2 separate regions of the Homo sapiens genome follow, and region 2 is linked to region 1. Evidence: chromatin loops called from intact Hi-C (ENCODE). Cell type or tissue: Calu3. All regions are shown on one strand. Links, peaks and the distances in the headings refer to the core of each region. The heading gives the core; the rest is flanking DNA.

The links. A loop is a pair of places that touch in the nucleus more often than their neighbours do. Peaks named below come from ENCODE experiments on the same cell type or tissue, not always from the same donor. Only the 100,000 strongest peaks of a DNase experiment are listed, where the experiment ranks them.
Region 2: a loop joins it to region 1, with 3 times the contacts of the local background. A loop is called at or near these places in 2 of 110 quality-filtered maps.

What each region holds. Positions count from the first base shown.
Region 1 is chr3:7,871,740-7,882,743 of GRCh38, forward strand. No RefSeq gene overlaps it. Among named protein-coding and RNA genes, the nearest start is that of GRM7-AS1, 340 kb to the left of the region's middle. In Calu3, for the core only: no CTCF peak of the experiment used is centred there; a DNase peak (open chromatin) is centred at 4,322.
Region 2 is chr3:7,797,142-7,808,145 of GRCh38, forward strand. No RefSeq gene overlaps it. Among named protein-coding and RNA genes, the nearest start is that of GRM7-AS1, 270 kb to the left of the region's middle. In Calu3, for the core only: no CTCF peak of the experiment used is centred there; no DNase peak of the experiment used is centred there.

The DNA.
Region 1 (11,004 bases), core at 1,159-9,158:
TTAGGTATCAGCTAGACTGGCCTCTTTTTATAGATTAGTGTCTTCAATACCAGAGGACAGGGAAACAGTTCATCTCACTAAAGTCACTCCGTAGGCAGGTACCATGTTCTTTTTGCCCTGTGTGATGACTTCTGAGGACAGATGCACTTTCCACATCTTTCTGTCTCCAAAATCTGCATTCTTTTCCTTCCAAAATCATGACCACCACCCCTCTGTTCTCATATCCCTTCCTATTTCTTCTCAAATTCTGCATAAAAGAATGAGGAAGCTACTAACCTCACCCATCTGGAACTGGGCATCATTAACAGACCATTGCTCAGGTTTGGGGCCTGGTTTGTCCCCCAAGGGCAGGAATTTTTATCAGTTTTTTTTTCTCTGCCATATTCCCAGCACCTAGAAGTGTGTTCATTACCTAGTAGATACTGAATGACTGAATTATTAAATGAATAAATTAGTGAGCGAATAAATTTTAAAAATGAATGAAGTCATTCATGTATTTAAGCCCCAATCCCCAATGTGACTGTATTTGGAGACAGGAACTTGAAGGAGGTGATTCAGGCTAAACAGTTCATCAGGGTGGGGGCCTAATCCAACAGGGACTGCTGTCCTTATAAGAAGAATAAGAAGATACCAGGAGTATGTGCACATAGAGGAAAGGCCTTGTGAAGACACAGCAAGAAGAGAGCCATTTACAAGCCAGGAGAAAGAAAACCATCATCAGAAACCAACCATGCCAACATGGTGACCTTGGACTTCCTGCCCCGAGAACTGTAAGAAAATAAATTTCCATTATTTGTGATAGTCTGTGGTATTCTGTTATGGCAGCCTGAGCAGACTAACACAAAGGCCTCTCATGTCTCTTATGCTAACATCCAAACTCCTTAATTTGACACACAAGGCCCTACATAGTCTGACCCTCCATCTCCTGTAAGACCTCATAAAATAATCCCCCTCACTCTCACCTACCAGAAACACTCATGCTCTTCCATTCTCTTGTGAGCTCCTGATTTTGCTGTCTGGGTCAAATTCCCCCATTACAGGTCTTCAGCACTAGATATTCATCCCTTTCTATTGAACAGGATGATAAATGGATTAATGCTCATTTCACCCACTGTTGTGCAAGCTGTAAGAGAAGAGGCATGCATTGCCTTCTGCTATTACTTTATCTCACACCTATCCAGTACTGGACATGACATTTCTACTCAAATATTTGCAGGATGAATAAATAAATAAGTATATTGAGTTAGTTGAATCAAAGAAGAACAGTTGACTAATTACAGCATAGGATTAGGAATATAAATTGTCATGCTAAAGAATATTGACAAAAATTCAGAAGTCTGGCAAAACTAAGTGTCACAGAGAATAAAGATACATAGGATACACTCACATTCCTGGCAAGTGTATCAGCTGATACAACCACTTTGTAATTGCCTCAGTTTTATTCTTTAAAGTAGTGTTTCTGAGCCAGATGTGATTTGTGTACCCCCTGCCTCAGGATATTTGGCAATGTCTGGAGTCATTTCTGGTTGTCACAACTCGGAGGTGGTACTATCAGCACCAAGTGTATAGAGACCAGCCATTCAGCTAAACACCCTATGCTGCACACAACAGCCCCCGGGACAAAGAATTATCTGCCCCAAATTTCAGCAGTGCCAAGTTTGAGAAACCTTGTACTAAACTAGACTAGTTATATATCTTATGGCTTGGCAATTGCATGCCTAAGTAAGTACCCAGCACATGCTTGCACATTTACAAGAGGAGACACTACAAATGTTTATACAAGCACTGCTTACAAGAGAAAAGGCTAGAAATAAGTCAAACACCTCTCAATGGCAGACTAAATTGTGATGTATTCACCCAATAGAATATTATGTAGCAGTCAAAACAAATGAATCAGTGATATACAATAAGCTGGATGAATCTTAGCTACATAATATTAACTGAATAAAGTTATATACCTTGTTTAATAAAGTTAAAAGCAATTACAATAAAAGAATACTTTATAATAGTGCATATAGAATCATTAAAGCTATTAAAAATAAGGCAAACAATTGACAAGCATAAGATTCGGGATAGCGACTTTTTAGGTTGGGAATAATAGAAGGATGTAGTGGGGTAAGAGACTGAGGTTAATGTAGGTTACTGTGTTAGCTTTTGTTTAGGGTGGTGAGTTTGTAGGTGCTTAATCATTTTTAAAAAGCAATAAATGAGTAGATAAATGAATGAATGCAGGCCGTGTATAGACCTAATGATACAAGTGTGTTGTGAGCCAATTTTTAAGATTAAACAAATTACAGGCAACTGCGGACCAATTTAAAAGCAAAAAGTTTTTTCACATAGATGGCAGTTTTCATAGAATGGTATGAAAGACTGCCTTGCTATGAAAAGGACTTTGTTTTAAATTGGTCCTCCACCTGTGATGTCATTTGAAAAAGAACACCTGCTTCTAAGAGAAAACTTTGAAAACCCTAAATGAGCAGTTATTAAATGTTTTAAGAGGGATGTTGCAATATCATAAGATCTATGACATGAAAATGGAATGAGATACTGCATAAAGGAAACCCTTCTCAGGAATGTCCGCATATCAAAGAAGAGAGCAACATTAGATTCCCAAGAAATGACTCATGCATGGTATAAACCCAAAAGCCAATATCAAGAAGGAAAAGGGAAGAAGATACTATAAGGTTCTTCTACCCCAATCATAGCATGGAAGTAAAAAAGAGATGGAAAGAGCCAGATGTATATATACAGTCAAATCTGCCACAGTGCAGTGCTTCAAAATACTGACATACAAATGCACTAGAAGCCAGCTAGCCTGCCTACCTTTCTGTCTTTTCTTTAGAAAGTTATTAGGATCAAAGCCTGTGCGAAGGAAGTGAGAAAGGTGGTGCTCCAGAAGATTTGGAAGACTGGCTCCAAAAAGGAAGACTAAGTTAAGAAAATAGAGGAGAGGATCAAAGCAGCCAGGTTTCTCACTGTTGAAGAAGGGAGTTACAAACAGAGAAAAAACTAGAATGAACACTGTGTTGTTAGATTGGAACTGAATAATATTAACTCGTGGTTTGATAGATTAGAAAGATAGGGAAATATGGACGTTAATGTGGGTATTCACACACATATCCACGTACAAATTCTGTCCACCAGGAGAACCCGATAGCAATAAGCATACCTTACACTTATATCTTGGTTTATTAAAACAATTATTTGCTAAAAAGAACCAGCATTTCTTAGATAGAGTTAATTCTAGACCTGGGACAGGAAAAGTACACAAAGAATCTGAAACGTCTTGCTATGACAGAGTGTAAGGATGTGTTCAAAGAATGGTGGAGTCATGTCAGGCACTGCATCTAACAAAGTGATGCCCATTGACCAAATCTGGGACAATCTGAGCATCAAAGTAAATTATAGTAATGGTTTATAATCAACTGAAAATAAAATTGGAATCCATGAGTCTATATGGATATAAGAAAGTTAATACATTAAAAAACTAAGGGAAAAAACCAACTACCTCAGAGTTGAATTCTAACTAATGTAGAAATGAATGCCAGTGGTAGTTGGTAAAAGGTTGATGGGTAACAGGGTATTTACATAGTCTCAATATATTTTCCCAAACACAGTCAGTTCTCTGGATCCCTAGGTTCCACGTTTGTGTATTCGACCGACCACAAGTTGAAAATATTCAGGAAAAAAATGGAGGGTTGCATTTGTACTAAACACATACAAACTTTTAAAATATTGTCATTATTCCCTAAGCAATACAATATGATTATTTTATATAGCCTTGACATATTAGCTATTATAAGTAATCTAAATATGATTTAAAGTATATAGGAAGATATGTACAGCTTATAAGCCAGGAGTGTCCAAACTTTGGATTTCCCTGGGCCATATTGGAAGAATAATTGTCTTGGGCCACACATAAAATATATTAACACTAATGATAACTGATGAGCTAAAAAATTTCAAAAAATTGCAAACAAATTCAATGTTTTAAGAAAGTGTATGAATTTTTGTTGGGATGCATTCAAAGCCATCCTGGGCCACCGGTTGGACAAGCTTCTTATGAGCAAACACTCCACTATTTTATGTTAGGGAATTGAGTATCAGTGGATTTTGGTATTCACAGGTGGTCCTGGAGCCAGTCACCCAAGGTTGCTGAAGAATGATTGTATTTATTAAATACGCAAGGGAAAAAACATTATAGTAAAGAAACCTGGCAAACACTACCTTAAGTGATTAGAGTGAATATCATTATTGATGAGTCACATTGAAATCATGCACTCCCTGATAAGATGCAAGAAGAATGTGGAGTCATTTGTGTGATATTCCTGCCAAACAGGCATAGCCTGAATTCAATCATGAAATAAACATCAGATAAACTTGAAGGACTTTCTTTAAAAAATAACTCTCCTACACTCTTCAAAAAGTTTCAAGGAAAGACTAGGAACTATTCCAAATTGAAAGAGCCTAAAATAATATGAAACTGTGGGCCAAATGTGACTCTTATTTATTCCTTTGGCTATAAAAGACATTGCTGGGATATTTGGCAAAACTTGAATGGCTGTTAGTAATGTAGTAATGTTAATTTCTTGATTTTGATGGTAATTCTATGATTATTCTATAAACAAAGAGAATGTTCATGGAGAATATAGGCTGAAATATTCAACATATTCCAGGAAACATCACATGTAGCTTATTCTCAGATGGTTCAAAAAATGTGGTTTTCTTTTCATTTTTCTCTTAAATTGCACTTATTTCAAAAAATAAAGATTCATAAATCCTATCACTTTTGTAGAAATAAATCACATGGAACTTGAAAGAAAACAATGTTTAAGCAGTAAATTTGTGATATGTGGGTATTTAAGAACAGGGTACTTGTTATGAAGATGCATGGGGTGGTGGGTGAACAAATGACAAAAAATAGATTGTTTAAGAAGTCTGTATTAGTCTGTTTTCACACTGCTATAAGTGACCTGAGACTGGGTCATTTATAAAGAAAAGAGATTTAATTGACTCACAGTTCCGCTTGGCTAGAGGGACTTCCTGAAACTTACAATCATGGCAGAAGGCAAAGGAGAAGCAAGCATCTTCTTACATGGTGGCAGGAGAGAGAGAAAGCAAGCGGGGAAGTGCCACACTTTGAAACTATCAGATCTCATGAGAAGTCATTCACTGTCATGATAACAGCACGAGGCAAATCCACCCCCATCATCTAATCACCTCCCACCAGGTCCCTCCCTCAACATGTGGGGGATTACAATTTGAGATGAGATTTGGGTGGAAACATAGAACCAAACCACATCAAAGTCTCTTCACAAAATAGCAACAGGAAATTGTGTGGAGCCTGGGTATAGGGAGGAAGTTATTGAATCATGCCTTTCATCCTGTTTTAAGCTGATAGAGGGAGATGTCATTTAATTGCCTTGGGTTTATTTACACAAGAAAATGAAAGTGCCAATAGTAACCTGTGAAAAATGCCAGAACTCAGGGTTGGTTATATATGACTAGTTGAGGGGTTTTCTAATCACAAATGTCTAAGTCTAATGCTCAAACACAGCAAGATAATTTATCAGTTATTCAGAAAGAGTATGGAAAAATAGTGGTGAAATAGACAAACAGCCCATTTTTATTTTTACATCTAATTGTTCTCCCTTCATGGAGTTTACCTTAAAATAATTTGTTAATAATGCTGAGAGCTGTTATTTCTATCTGTAAACAGCTTACTAGGGATAGGTCATTTCTATGAAGTTTGGAAAGGAAGGGCTGGGCATAGTGACTCATACCTGCAGTCCCGGTACTTTGGGAGGCCGAGGTCGGGAGATCTCTTGAGCTCAGAAGTTCAAGACCATCCTGGGAAACATGGCAAAACCCCGTCTCTACTAAAACTACAAAAATTAGCTGGGTGTGGTGGTGCACACCTGTATTCCCAGCTACTCAAGAACACTGAGGTGGGAGAATCGTTTGAACCCAGGAGGTAGAGGCTGCAGTGAGCTGAGATTGTACCACTGCACCCCAGCCTGGGTGACAGTCTGACTTCATCTCATAAAAGAAAAAAAAATTAAAAAAAAAGAAAGAAAGAAAAAATTGGGAAGGAGAAAGATGAGGTGGGGGTTAGGCCAAGGTGGTGAACTAGAAGCAGTTATGTATGCCACTCTCACAGAGAAGAAACAAGAGGGCTGGCGAACATTGGCCCTGCAAGGCCAGTCATCTGAGAAACTACATCGGGTTCCATCAAGGCAGCAGGGGAACAGAGAGAGCAGAGAGGAGTGAGGCTGGAAACCAGCTTGTATTAGTTTAGTGCAGAGCTGGGAGTACCTCTCAAAAGCAGGAAAGGGTGAGTGAATGAACTCTCCACAGGGACCTGTCTGGGAACCTCTCCTGGGAATGAGAGATTCCCCCTATCCCTCCTGCAGCCTTCCTTCTAGACTGGGGTAGAGAGCCATCTGGACATTCTGTGAGGGCAACTCTTAAGTTCAAGGAAATCTCTACAAGCCTTGGGCCCCAGAGTAGACCAGCACTGGCAACACAGCCTCACTAGAGTCTGTAATCATAGTGCCTGGGAACAACAGGATTGCTCCACCCCATTCCCTTACCAGAAAAGATTGGTGCCAGCTTCCAGCCCAGCTGTCCTACTTTGGCCTGAACTCAGCTGGCAGCCACAGGCTCCTGTTGTCCCAGGAAGTTCCTGGGTGGCAAGGTAGGAGACCCCTACACACTGGTAGCCAGGCAGGCAAAACTTGCCAGAACTTCTAGCCTAATGGTACCGCTGCTGTGTGGATTCTGCCAGATGATACATTTATCCGGTGGCTCTGAGAAATGCTCAGATAGCAGGGTGGGTGAGGCCACCTACCCCTGCCACTGGTAGCCAAGCAGACAATGTCTGCTAGAGCTCCCAGCCTAGTGGTCCCAATTTTATGTGAACTCAACAGGTGGGTGCAGCCTCCTGTGTCCCAAGAAGCAACTGGACAGCAGGGAGGGCAACCCCCAACCACATCTGCCGCTGATAGCCAGGCAAACTACAACTGCTAGAGCTTCCATAATTCTACTTCTGCCTGAACTCTGGGCAGGCACAACCCTGTATTCCCCGGAAAGCACTTGGACAACAGATTAGCACTGACCTGGCAAGGATATAGCCCATCTACCAACTGTGGCCCCTAACCTGAGGGAGCCCTGTGGACCAGAACAACCCCCCTCCCACCAAAACAAACAAATAAACAAACAAAAAAACAGAAAACAGTGGCCTGGAGATAGGAATCAGAGGACTCCTCCAAGACCCAGGAACAGACTAGAATTGAAGCCAGTTGACTGAACTCACCTTATATCATAATCAAACCCCCAAGGGCACGAAAGAAGATAAAAGCAAGATCCATTCATAGGAAAGCAATTTCAAAGACTGAAGGAACATCAGCCCTACACAGATAAGAGTAAACCAGCACAAGAGCTCTGGCAACTCAAAAAGCCAGAGTGTCTTCTGACCTCCAAATTATTGTACTACTTCACCAAAAATGGTTCTTACTCAGACTGAAATGGCTGAAATGTCAGAAATAGAATTCAGAATATGAATAGGAATAAAGATCGACATTCTGGAGAAAATCAAAACCCAATGCAAGGAATCTAAGGAATACCATAAAACAATGCAAAAGATAAAAGATGAAATAGTCATTTTAAGAACAAAAAGAAACTGATCTGACAGAGCTGAAAAACTCACTTAAGAATTGCATAATACAACTGCAGTATTAACAACAGAACCACCAATCTGAGGAAAGAATCTTAGAGCTTAAAGATTGGTTCTCTGAAATGACTCAGACAAAAATAAAAAATAAGGAATGAATAAATCCACCAAGAAATATGAGATTAGGTGAAGAGACCAAATCTATGACACACTGGCATCCCTGAAAGAGAGAGAGAGAAAGCAAACAACTTGCAAAACATATTTGAGGATATCATCTCCCAAAATTTCCCCAACCTTGCTAGAGAAGCCAACACTCAAATCTAGAAAATGCAAAGAATCCCTGTGTGGTACTATATAAGGTAACCATCCCCAAGACATACAGTCATCAGATTCTCTAAGTCGAAATGAAAGAAAAAATGTTAAAGGCAGCTAGAGACAAAGGGCATGTCATCTACAAAAGAAACCTCATGAGGCTAACAGTGGACCTTTCAGCAAAAACCCTATAAGCCAGAAGAGATTGGGGCCTATATTCAGCATTATTAAAGAAAAGAAATTCCAACCAAGCATTTCATATTCAGCCAAACTAAGCTTCAAAAACAAAGAAACATGATCCTTTTCAGCCAAGTATACAGAATTTATTACCACTAGACTGTCCTTACAAGAGGTCCTAAAGGGAGTGCTAAATATGGAAAGGAAAGATGATTATCAGCCACCACAAAAACACACTTAAGTACATAGACCATTGATACTATAAAGTAACCACACAATCAATTCTGCAGAATAACCAGCTAACAACACAATGACAGATTCACACCTACACAATATTAACTTTGAATGTAAATGGGTTAAATGTCCTAATTAAAAGTCACATAATGGAAAGTTGGATAAAGAAGCAAGACACAACCATGTGCGGTCTACAAGAAACCCATCTCACTTGCAATGACAGCCATAGGCTCAAACTAAAGGGATGGAGAAAAATCTACCAAGCCAATGAAAACCAGAAAAAAACAGAGGTTTCTAATTTCAGACAGGACAGATTTTAAACCAATAACAAACAATAAAAGCAAAGAAGGGCATTACATAATGGTAAAGGGTTCCATTCAACAAGAAGATCTAACTGTCCTAAATATATATGCACCAACACAGGAGCATCCAGATTCATAAAGTTCTTAGAGGCCCACAAAGAGACTTAGGTAATCAATCAATAATAGTGGGAGACTTCAATGCCCAACTGACAGTATTAGTTTTCTGCCTTGATGATCTAACAAAGATATCCAGGACCTGAACTTGATATTTGATCAAATGAGCCCAACAGACATCTACAGACCTCTCCATCCCCAAGCAATAGAATATATACATTCTTCTCATTTTCACATGGCACATACTCTAAAATTGACAACACAATCAGCCATAAAACAATCCTCAGCAAATTTTTAAAAAGTGAGATCAAACCATCTACATTCTTGGACTACAGCACAATAAAATAGAAATAAATAATAAATGATTAAAAACCATACAATTACATGAAAATTAAACAAGTTGCACTAGAATCACATTTAGGTAAACAATGAAATTAAGGCAGAAATCAAGAAGCTTTTTGAAACTAATAAGAAAAAAGGAACAATATACCAGGATCTCTGGGCCACAGCTAAAGCCATGTTAAAAGGGTTGTTCATAGCACTAAATGCTCACATAATAAAATTGGAAAGATCTCAAATTAACAACCTAACATCACACCTAGAGGAACTAAAGAAACAAGAGTAAACCAACCCCAAAGACAGCAGCAGAAAATAACCAAAAACAGAGTTGAACTGAAGGAAATTGAGATGTGAAAAACCATCAAAAAGATCAATGAAAGAATTTCTATGTATTTTTGAAAGAATGCATAAGATTTGGCAGACTGCTAGCTAGACTAATAAAGAAAAAAGAGAGATTCCAAATAAACACAACCAGAAGTGACAGAGGGGACATTACCAACAACCACAGAGAAATTAAAAAAATTAAAAACCCTAAGGGACTACCATGAATACCTCTATGCATGCACACTAGAAAACCTAGAAGAAATGGATAAATTCCTGGAAACATACACCCTCCCAAGATTGAACCAGGAAGAAACTGAATCCCTGAACAGACTAATAATGAGTTTCAAAATTGAGTCAGTAATAGAAAGCTACCAATAATAAAAAGCCCAGGACCAGAGAAAATTACAGCCAAATTTCACTAGCTGTACAAAGCAAAGCTGATACTAGATTTACTAAAACTATTCCAAAAATTGAAAAGGAGGGATTCCTCCCTAACCCATTCTATGAGGACAGCATCATCCTGACACCAATACCTGGTAGAGACACAACAACAAAAAAGAAAACTTTAGGCCAATATCCTTGATGAACACAAATGCAAAAATCCTCATTGAAATACCAGCAAACCAAATTCAGCAGCACATCAAAAAGCTATTCCACCACAGTCGAGTTGGTTTTAATCCTGGGATGCAAGGTTGGTTCAAACACACAAATCAATAAATATGACTCATAAACAGAAAAAAAGGACATGATCATCTCAATAGATGCATAAAAGGCCTTCGATAAAATTCAAAGGGTTAAAAACACTCAGCAACTAGGCATTGAAGGAACATATCTCAAAATAATAAGAGCTGTCTATGATAAACCCACAGCCAACGTCATACTAAATGGGTAAAAGCTCACAGCAGTCCCCTTGAGAACCACAACAAGACAAGAATGCCCACCCTCCTCACTTCTGTTCAACATAGTACTGGAAGTTCTGGCCAGAACAATGAGGCAAGAGAAAAATAAAGGGCATCCAAATAAGAAGAGATGAAGGTAAACTACCTGTTTGCAGATGATATGATTTTATACCTAGAAAACCCCATAGTCTCTGCCCAAAAACTCCTTGATCTAACAACTTCAGCAAAGTTTGAGGATACAAAAAAAAAATCAATGTACAAAAAATAGTAGCATTCCCATACAACAACATTCAACCTGAAAGCCAAATGAAAAGCAAAATCCCATTCACTGTAGCCACAAAAAGAATACCTAGAAATGCAGCTAACTAAGGAAGTGAAAGATCTCTCCAACAAGAATTACAAAACACTATTCAAAGAAATCAAAGATGACACAAACAAGTGAAAAAACAGTTCATGCTTGTGGATAGGAAGAATCAAAATTGTTAAAATGGCCACACTTCCCTAAGCAATTTAAAGATTTAATACTATTTCCATCAAACTAAAAATGACTTTCCTCACAGAACTATTTTAAGATTCATGCAGAACAAAAAAATAAAAGAGAGCGAGAGAGAACTCAAATAGTGCAAAAACA
Region 2 (11,004 bases), core at 1,309-9,308, 74 kb before region 1:
TTGCTTGATTCAGTCTCCTCCTTCTCTCTCATTGGGAGCAAAGAGATCGGGCAGGGAGGAGGAGGCAGAAGTGTGTTTGCCCGTGTTGTGGTGCTGATCAGGGAGGCAACATCAGAAAGCATACTGAGTACAGGAATGTGTGTGTGTGTGTGTGTGTGTGTGTGTGTGTGTATGTGTGTTGGGATGTAGAGGCAAAAAATGGGACTTTGCAATTTAGATAGTTCAAGTGATTCCTTCTCCTCCAGTCAGCAAGCGTAAGTATCTCTACAGGAGGACAAGATGGGTGTTTGTCTGCTGTATGTGCTATCAGTTACATTTCCTGCATGCCTCTCCTAATAGGTGTATTAGGAATATATGTGAAATGTGTTTAAAAATTACAGGACATATTTATCATACATAAGGTCTATCACCTTTATGCGTTAATTAACTGCATTGACTAAATGCAATGCTGCAGGAAAAAAGTGCCAAGTGGCTAATTTAGATACAAAATATTACAGGCATTTTTTAAAATTGAGAATAATTTTCACTATATTGGATGTTCACATTTCAACTGGCTATAAACCTGAATTTCAAGCAACACCAGACTTTGCTATACTTGGCACTCACCATGGGTAAGAGACTAGGCTAGGCACTATGGAATACAAAGGAACATGCAGCCTGTGTGCTTTCTAAGCTTAGTTACTCACCTGGACAGAGACATAAACAAGTAAAATAAAAATAGTCAAAATCTAGAGTTAATGTCAAGTGAGAGGAATATACAACAAATGTTATCTCTATTGAATCTTGCAAAACAGACAGTTTCCACAAGAGAGAAGAATGAAGGAAATTCTAGGCTGGGGAAATGTGAGGGAATAAAGAAGGAACAGCCTGAGAAGTCTCTCCCTCAGCCCACTCTATATGGGCATGTAAGCTAGCAAAGTGACAGGAAAATTTAGCGACATCCATGAACACTGAGATGTGCAGACACCGTGACCCTGCAATACCACTTCAATGCATACTGTAGAAGTATTTGCACATCTGCATAAAAATCATCACATTCATTTTTTCTGCAGCTTTGCAAAAATGTGGAAACAGCCCAAATACCTGTCAGTAGGCAAATGGATAAACAGAACTTACAATGGTCAGTAATAATTATAGAGAAGGAGTGTCCAATCTTTTGGCTTCTCTGGGCCACACTGGAAGAAGAATTGTCTTGGACCACACAGAAAATACACTAACACTAACAATAGCTGATGAGCTAAATAAAGAAAAACGTCACATAAAATCTCAATGTTTTAAGAAAGTTTACAAATTTGTGTTGGGCTGCATTCAAAGCCATCCTGGGCTGCACGCAGCCCATGGGTTATGGGTTGCGCAAGCTGGTTCTAGACATTTAAACAGATTTGGAGTAAAAAAAGCAAATTATGGAAAGATACACACATTATGACACGATCTATGTGAGCCAAAATAAACACAGAATAATGTCATCAATTATGTACTCTAAACATGAACTGGAAAAATATACAACAATACTAATACAGGGGCTGTTTCAGGGGAACGTGAGAGGGAATCAGGATTGGAAACAGTAATTAAACAAAACTTTAGTTTATCTTTCATAGTCTTCTCTTTTGGATTATCTATCTTCTATATCATTTTTGTAATTAAAAAAACTATAACCGTAGAAATTATACATAGACTTATGTATTTTAAAAAACAGGAAGTGATTGGCTAACTACCAACAAAGATTAATTCCAAATAGCAGAATTATGAATGTCATCTTCTGTTTTGTACTTTTTAGATTTCTTTTCCAACAATTAAAATGATCCGTCCCTGACCAATAAATGTAATTAAAATTCTAAAACACAGAGCCTAGCTAGAGGTCAGTGAGGGAGAATAATTTGAGCAGAACATCATTGAGGGAGTTTTAGAAGAGGGGGTCAAAAAGATTTGGTGCTTGTTCACAAAAGCCTCTAAATTCAAGGTTAAGAAGTTTGGACTTCATCTTGTACCCACTGGGAATCATTACTTGTTTCGGAGCTGGAGACCGTCATGGATCAAAAGGATAAATCAATATCCATTCTTCACCACTACTTCTCAAAGTATATCTTTTCACCATCATTTCCAAATTGATAGAACTCTAAGGGTTTTTAGATGTTGGGTAGAAACTTAAGAGACACATTCTCTTCTCTCCAGGGGTGTTACTGTGTAAGGAAGGATTTGGACACTTAAGACCTGTAAAAAACACGTGAAGAGCTGCTCTCTTCCTCTCTTCACTCCCCTTTACACCATAGCATGAACATCCCTAAAAAGCACTTGAAAATGATGCCTTTTCAACTCTAAGTAGCAACATGTTCATCCATTAGCAAGCAAAAGTGTTATTGCATTTCTTTCATCTCTACAGCCTCCCAGGTCCTGCTTTTCAAAGTAGAAGTGAGTAATAAACCTGTGGTGAAAGGAACAAAACACTTATGAACGGAGTGACTAAAAAGAAAAAAAAAAAAAAGTGATTATCCTTCCTAAAAACCCAGGGTGTTGCCGAATTAAGGGACACTGACCAGTAAACAGCCATGAGACAGATTTAGTAGATTTCCGGAATCTAGCATGTGTGTATAATTTAGTACAAAAGCACATCATGAAGAAAAATAGTCTAGTGGAATGGGTTAAATTTGAAATGTCATCAACTAGAAGGAAAGGTCAGCAAACTGTTTTTCAAACCTAAAAAAAAAAAAACCCAGCCTCATCCTTGACTCCCTCTTCTGTGTCTCTTTCAAATTTCGGCTCACGATAGTTTAACAAAACAACAACAAAAACAACCACAAAAAACAGCAAAACAAAACAAACGGCCCAAAGGGAAATAAATCTAACTGATATAAAATTGAAAAAACACAAGTGACAAGAGCCAGGGAAGACAGGACGTCATCATTTAGTAAAGCATCCACTAACTGCTTGACCACACTCCAGCAATTTCCATAACTCATGATTTTCAATATTCATACTTGTCATTGTTCATTTTTCTTACATCACATGCATTGTGTGCCAGCTACAAGCCCAGCCTGTTCTGTGCACTAGGGGATCAGTAGAAAACAAAATCCCTGTGATCTGTGCTCACAAAGCTTGCATTCTTGCATTCTAGCAGGCATAAAAGAGAAAAAAGAGAAGTAAATACACAGCATTCTGGCTAACTCGTTTCAGAGGTGAGGAGACCATATCCCTGAGTAACTTGCTCAAAGTTACTTGCTCAGTAATTTGCCCAAAGTTTCATGAGTAAGCAGCCTAGAAGTGACCACAATAGGCTACCACAAAGATACTTCCCAGAGGTTACTGTTTTCTACTTCTTTATTATAGAGTATTATCTATACAGGATGAGCCTCTGTCTTTTAAAAAGAAAATCACATTGTTGGAGGAGCTAATGTGCAGCTTATTTTCTGAACCTGAGTGAAATACAAAATATTGTCACTAGAGGGCAAGTTGACATATGCTTTATTTATTTTACTGAAAGAAAAGATAGTGCTACATTTTGGGAAACAAAGCCTTTGAATCAGCTTATATTTATTACATGATTCTCATCTTGGTTAAAACTACATGCAGAACAGTGACGGGTAAGTAGTACTTTTACAAAGTAGTGTCCAAATTTTAGACATTAAATTACGATGTGTAGCCCCTTTTTACCAAAATCACAGGTGCATTTGTTCCTCACACTTAATTTTCATGATAAGGACTATCTCGCATTAGGCTTGATAGAAATAGAATTTTTGTCATCCTCCTCCTTGTCTGCCTCGGGAATGGCCACTGTTCTTTCAAGATTCAGTTCCCTCTCCTCTTCCAAGCCTTTCCTTTCCTGTCTCTTCTTTCCCAGAGGATCTTGCCATCTCTCACTGGCCATGTGCACTGTGAGCAGGCTTCAATCAGAGCACCATCAAGATTTTCCTAATATCCCCCAGTGAGTGAGCCTCTACCTGGCCTAGGCACTTGTTGCCTGTTGACTCTTCTCATCTTCACCATCACCTGCAATGGGGAAATTATTACTTCCCCACTGGAGTAAAGAGAAGCCCAGAGTGGCTAAAAGCTGAAGCCAGGGCATAGAGCTACTAGCATGACCCTTGGTTACCAGATGTTTTTATTAAACTGTGTGCTCCCTAAGAATAGGGATCATCTTTCTAGGGTCTAGCATTTTGCCTCAAGAAAAGGGAACCTGCTCTATAAATGTAAGAGTAAACAGATGCTGTAAGACAACTCAAAATCTCTACCTCTCAAAGTTGGGGGAGAAAATGACATGATTTGTGAGAAGTATCTGGTTGCATGATAGGCATATAGTAGGCATAATAAATTCTTATCATGACATGTTGTTGGTCTTACAATAGATGTCATGTGTTAACATAAGTTCAAATTCAAATTTTCCTCCATGGCACGGCAAGATCTGACGCCTATCTAAATCTCCAACCCTGTCTCTCTTGCCTGACTCCAACTCCCAGGCCACACTGGCCACTTTCCTGCTCCTCAAAGGTGCCAAGCTGGTTCCTGCCTCAGGGCCTTAGCACTTGCTATTCCCTTGGCCTATGTAACTATTTTCCAGGCCTCCATGGACATCACTTCACATCCTTTAAGTCTCATTTCAGCTTTTACCTCCTCAAAGATACCTTTACTGGCTACTCTTAAGTGTTCCTTCACCACTCCTTCCCTATCTCAACCTCTTGTTTCCTTCCTTCATCACACTAAGTACAGTCTGTGACCCTTTCATCCATCTGTTTACTTACTTTGTCTCTCATTCCCTCGGCTAGAAGGTTCATCAGGGTCGGGTCCCTGTCCGCTCACAGGCACCATTACAGGCTCAGCGCCTGGCACACAGCAAGCTAACCACAAAATATTTTGGTTGAAATTATGGATGGATGTGTGGATAAAGGAACAAAGAATTAGGATAAAATGCTAAAAATCTGAATGCTCAAAAGTAAAAGGGAGCCTGAAGGAAAAAAAACAAATGAGTTGCTAGGATATGATTGGGAGACACACACAGGCTTTGGAATCAAACACACACTGAGTTTAAGGCTCAGCACTGATACCGTGAGATGCTGGGGCTTCGAAAATGATACTCCAGAGTATGGCAGTTTGGCATCCTTTGGCATCCTTTGTTTCCTTTTCTTCAAACCCAGGATCTCCTGTTTGTGCGGAATATGTTGAATTCAAAGACTGAAAGGGCCTCAAAGATTGAAAGATTGAAAGGGCCTCAGAGCAGTCTCTTTGTGACCTTCTCCTGCTCTCCTTTCTCTACTAAGGTAGGTCATAGATACTGGAATTTCTCTTCCCCATGGTGAGTCATAGAAACTAGAAATTATACTCTAACCTACCCCTATCTTTCTGTGTAGGAGCTGACCATAAAGAAATTCTCTGACCCACCTTGTCTGACAGTAGATCCTAAGACCTCATTCCCAGAGGGGCTGTGCTCCATGCTGGAGGGTGAGGAATACTGTGCAGAGAGGTCAAGATGAATCTGAACAGATGGGCTTGCTGGGTCCTTTCAGTCTATTACCACTAGAACATTCCATTTTTGTCTAATCACATTTCTACCTGGGTGTCCTTTATACACTGAACTTAAGCATAAAAATAGATGGTTTTCACTGAGTCTTGGGGTTTTTAAGACATGCCATGTAAAAACTTTGGTTACATAAATTTGTTACGCTTTTCTCACGTTAACCTGTTTTCTGTTATAGGAGTGCTGGCCATGACTCTTACGGTAGGTGAGAGAAGGCATCAATCAAACCTTTCCTACCCTACAAACGTATTCTGCCATTGTCCATGCACAATCGCACCCTCTCCTGGAAAAAGAAAATATATCTGTTCCCTGGTCCCAAAACTCTGATTAAACAGGCAACAGAGTTCTACAAGTCAGGAAAAAAGCAGGCTTTCATTCCATCACAATGACATCCACTGACCTCCAGCTTGATGGGTAGATGTGGTAGGGACTCATGCAACCCAGGACTCACCCTCCGTGCTTCTCTAGCCCTGGCGCCAACTCTGCTAAGGCTCCCCACGCTCTTCACATGGCTTCAGGGCCACAGTGTACACAGTATTCTCTGTACTTCATGCAAATTAACTCACGTACTGCTTTTAACAACTCTAAGAGATTGGTATTATTATTGTCACCATTGTACACATGAGAGGAATAAGGTACAATCTACAAAATGATTTTAAAGTCCTCACTCTTAACCCCTACTCAACACTGTCTCTATTATAACGACAACTACGAATTTCTGAGCACCGATCCTGTGCCTGGCACCATGGTAGCTGTGCTCATCACTCACCTCCCTGAGGTAACTTATAAGGAGATGCCACTAAAGTATCTGATTAGGTTGAAGCAGTGGTCAAAAGCATCTATTTCAAACTGCTTCGAAAGCCATCAAGTTTCTTACAAATGCCGTCACTGGGAAGACATTTGAAAATATAAAAACAATTACTGGGTTATCTGCCATGGACTACCAAACAATGTTTAGAGCATACTTTTCTAAATTATCTGCTTCTAGCCTTTCATTTCCATAGAGCTCTGTTACAACTCTAAGTTATAAATAACTAAAAATAATCCCAAAGAAATTTGTCTATAGATTTACAAATAAATTACATCTGTTAGAGGGTTCAGTTAACTTCAACCCTTTTCCCACTGGGGGAAGAAACAGTCTGGCATCCATTTGCACATTCATTTCAACCTCCTGTACACTATATCCTTTTGTGCTTCTTAGACTTCTCCTGTGAACCTGTTATAGTATCTTTCTGATTTCCTCATTACTAATGAGTTAAGTAAAATCTTTAACACGTGTTCATTTTATATCTGTAAGAGACTCATGATTTTACATCTTGGTGTGTGAAAATTATCCTTTAATGCTGCTGATTATTACTATGAAAGAATAAAAAAACTCACTTTTTTTGGCTTACTCACTCTGTCAGCACATGAGGCATCAAAGGCTCTGATTTCCCTTTTCATTACATTCAACCACCTTTATTATAGTGGATATGAAATGATAGAATGATGCTTTGATTTACTTTCATAGGCAGGTGGCATGCATCATATAATATTGCAGAGTTGTTCCAACTTAGGTTGGAAAAAAGTGGGTCAACTGCTGAGACCTGTGAGAATGTAGAAACATATTAACTCTAAACAGCTTTGTCCTGCAAACCTGAACAAAAAGAAATTCAGTGTGACTGTCAGGACAGATGCTCCAGAAACAGTTTTGAGAGTGGGCATCTCAGCGAATCTGTACCGACCAGCTGGAGAAAAAAAGGAAAATACAAAAACCTGTGAGAACAAAGACTCCACTTTATACACAGGATGGCCAGATGATATTGAAAACAAATCCTCTAATAAAACACAGCTTGGAATAGAAGAATAAGGTAAGTGAAACAGACGAGTGTACACTATCAGGAGATACCTGATAAAACCTAGAAAGGGCAAAATTCGCAAGACATGTTCCACAAAAAAACCAACTTGGAAATGAAACACAGAATTGAAAGCTAAAGTGGTAATAATCTGACCTAGCAAGATGGAACAAATAGGTGGCAGAGAGGAGACGCACTTGGTTGGAAAAAAATATACAAAGAGATGGAGGGAAGATGATCTATTTTACTTGCAAGGCATATTCAAGCCCAGATCTATTTCGGAAAGGCACTAGAAGAGATACGTAATTCCCAATAGGGTACAAAAACGAGGCATATGATCAAACAAATACACATTATGGGTCCTTCTACAAGATAATTAGCAAGATAAATGTCAATGTGATTCCATGAAAGGGGAGGAGGACAGTTCAAGGTTAACAAAAACTAGGCAAGGGTCTTCAGTCTTGGCTGTGTAGTGAAAGCACCTAGGGTGCTTTAGAAGTACCCAGCACTTTGGAAGGCCAAGGAGGGCAGATCACCTGAGGTCAGGAGTTCAAGACCAGCCTGGCCAACATGGTGAAACTCCGTCTCTACTAAAAATACAAAAAATTAGCCAGATGCATTGGCATGTGCCTGTAATCCCAGCTACTCGGGAGGCTGAGGCGGGACAATCTCTTGAACCAGGAGACAGAGGTTGCAGTGAGCCGAGATTGCGCCACTGCACTCCAGCGTGGGCGACAGAGCAAAAATTCGTCTCGAAAAGAAAGAAAGAAAGAAAGAAAGAAAGAAAGAAAGAAAGAAAGAAAGAAAGAAAGAAAGAAAGAAAGAAAGAAAGAAAGAAAGAAAGAAAAAAGACTGATGCATGCCTGAGTTTCACACTCAGAGATTCTAGTCTAACTGGCCTGGTATACACCTGATACTGGGTCTTCTTAAAATAACTCTAGGTAATTCTATTAAGCAGCTGAGACTAGGAGTCAAGATTGCACTAAAGCAGTGTTTCTCAAACTTTAGCTTCCGAGTCAGCTGGAGGGCTTGTTAAACCACAGATGCTTGGCTGAGTCTCCAGAGTTTCTGATTCAGTAGATCTAGGGTAGAATTCGAGAATTTGTATTTCTAATAAGTTTCCAGAAGATGCTGATGCTGCTGGTCCAGTGATTAACTTCTGAGAACACTGCACTAAAAAGACGTAACAACCAGATATAATACGTGAAATTTGACAAGATACTTATTTTAAAATACACAAACTATAAGATTTTAAAGGACTTATTGGGAAAATCTGAAAAAAAATGGAAGTTAAATATTATGGGATTTTTAATTTTCATGGGGTAGATGGTAGTATTCAAGCATGGAGAATTATGTCATTTTTTTTAATTGAAATTTGAAGTAGGTAGCAGTGTTTCCTAAATTTTTAACTTCAGGACTAGTATTCAGTGAGACTCAATTGGAGAAACACTGCATTGCAACCTAAGTCAGTCCTTCTATTATTCGACTTGAGGATGGTTGCCTTATACTCACTCCACACAAAGATACTAAATTTCTCAAGTTTGGGGCATGTCTGTAAAGTTCATCTTTTTAATCATAAGCACCTACTACAGAAGCACAATAAATACTTCATGCTTCTTTTGAATATACCTTATCACCTACCAGAAGTCCCTAAACAGAAGACCTCTGTTATTTAAAATCTTCCATAAATCGTTGAACTCTAAAAACTGCAGTTAATGTAGAAAACAAATCTGTTTATATTACAGTACAAAGATAACATAATTGAAATGATTTTTTTCTCCTGAAACCTCATATTAAACATTTTCCAATTCTGTGTCATTCATGGGAGCATAAAGCTCTCTGGGTTTTCGTAAATCTAGAACAACATCAGTAAGAGAAGCTGTCAAATCCTGGAAGCAACAGACCAAAAACTGATCCCCCAAAAATGTGCCCAGGAAAATTCATGCTTTATTACTTGAGGACCCCAAAATCATCTAAGATTGATGTCAACTCTGTATATTTTGTCCATCCCTGTCAAGTCCTATCAATTCTCCTTTCACTTTCTATTTCCCATCTTTCTGCCTTAGTCTGTAAGTATTTATTAGCGTTTCCTTCCTCTTAAGTAGGCTACCTGTCTCCAATCCCCATGCCATCCTTCCAATTCATTTACATACAGAATGATATTTCTAAACCAGTGATTGACAAACTATGGCCTGCAGGCTGAATCCAGCCTTCTGCCCATGTTTTTTTTTTGTTTTTTTTTTAATTGTGTTGGAACGTAGTCATGTCCATTCATTTACATATTGTCTAATGCTGCTTTCACGCTATAACGGCAGGCAGTAACAACAGAAACGATATGATCCACGAATCTGGAAATATTTACTATCTGGACCTTTCCAGAGAAGTTTGCAGATCCCTATTCTAAACTCTTAGTATTCAAAAGTGTGCTCCACGTACCAGAAACATCAGTAGCATCTGAAAGTTTGCTAGAATTGCAAAATATCAGGCTCCACTTCAGGACTGCTGAATCCAATTACGTATTTTAATAAAAACCTCAGTAGATTCATGGGGGCATCGAGGTAGCACAAACGTTGCCCTAAAGTACACATCATACCACTCTCCTGTTAAAAAATCTTTCAGAAATTTATCTTAACAGACATCAGTTCAAAGTGATATGCATATGGGTGTGCCAATTCATTTTATTGTATACCTTACAGACAGATCATCAATATATGAAGGAGCAGGACATCACTCTCCAGGGGCAGCCATGGGAAGGGCTTCAAATCTCTCTAACTAAATTGGCAATAAAGGGTTTGAGAAGTAGCATAGGGTATGAAAGTTGTAACTTTTGGTGAAATGAGTAGTGCTAGAACACATGAGGCTAGAGAGACTGAATGAGAACTTCTGCCCTCAATGAGCAATGTGTAAGGATACGGTGAGCCCAGTAGTTTAACTTTGGAGAAATATCCTAGGTTAGAATAATCTATATGTTCCTATGTCCCTTCTTCTTGCCACGTGCTGTCATTTGGACATTTGTCTGTCTCAAACCTCATGTTGAAATCTGTTCCCCAGTGTTGAAGATGGGGCCTAATGGGAGGTGTTTGGGTCACATTCCTCATGAATGACATGGTGCTATCTTCATGGCAATGAGTGAGTGTTCACTCTGTGAGTTCCCACAAGAGCAGGTTGTTAGAAGCCCTGACATCTCCCCTCTCCGTTGCTTTCTCTCTCACTTTGTGATCTCTGCACTGGCTGACTCCTCTTCATCTTCCGTCAAAGTAGCTGGGGCTTTCACCACATGCCTGATCTTTTCACCAGCAAAATCAAGAGCCAAATAAACTTCTGTTTTGTTAATTAGCCTCAGATGTTCCTTTATAGCAACACAAATGGACTAAGACATCATCAAATTCAACCAAAAGGCCAATTGATCCAGCTTTGAGAATATTGGTTCATCTGCTTCAATGTGAAACTATCTTGCAAGGTGCTTCACCAAGTGAGTACTTCACGGAGTTTCTAGAAACTGGCTATTGCTTCTTGAGTCTGTCTTCCTACAACACTTGTACATGTGGCATAGTCTCTTTGGGACTGGTTGTCATTAACCATTCTCTCTGGTAGTTAGGTTGTAAGGAAAGAGGTAAGCTACTCCTTGCATGTAATTGTTGGGGAAAATTAGATATAATCCCA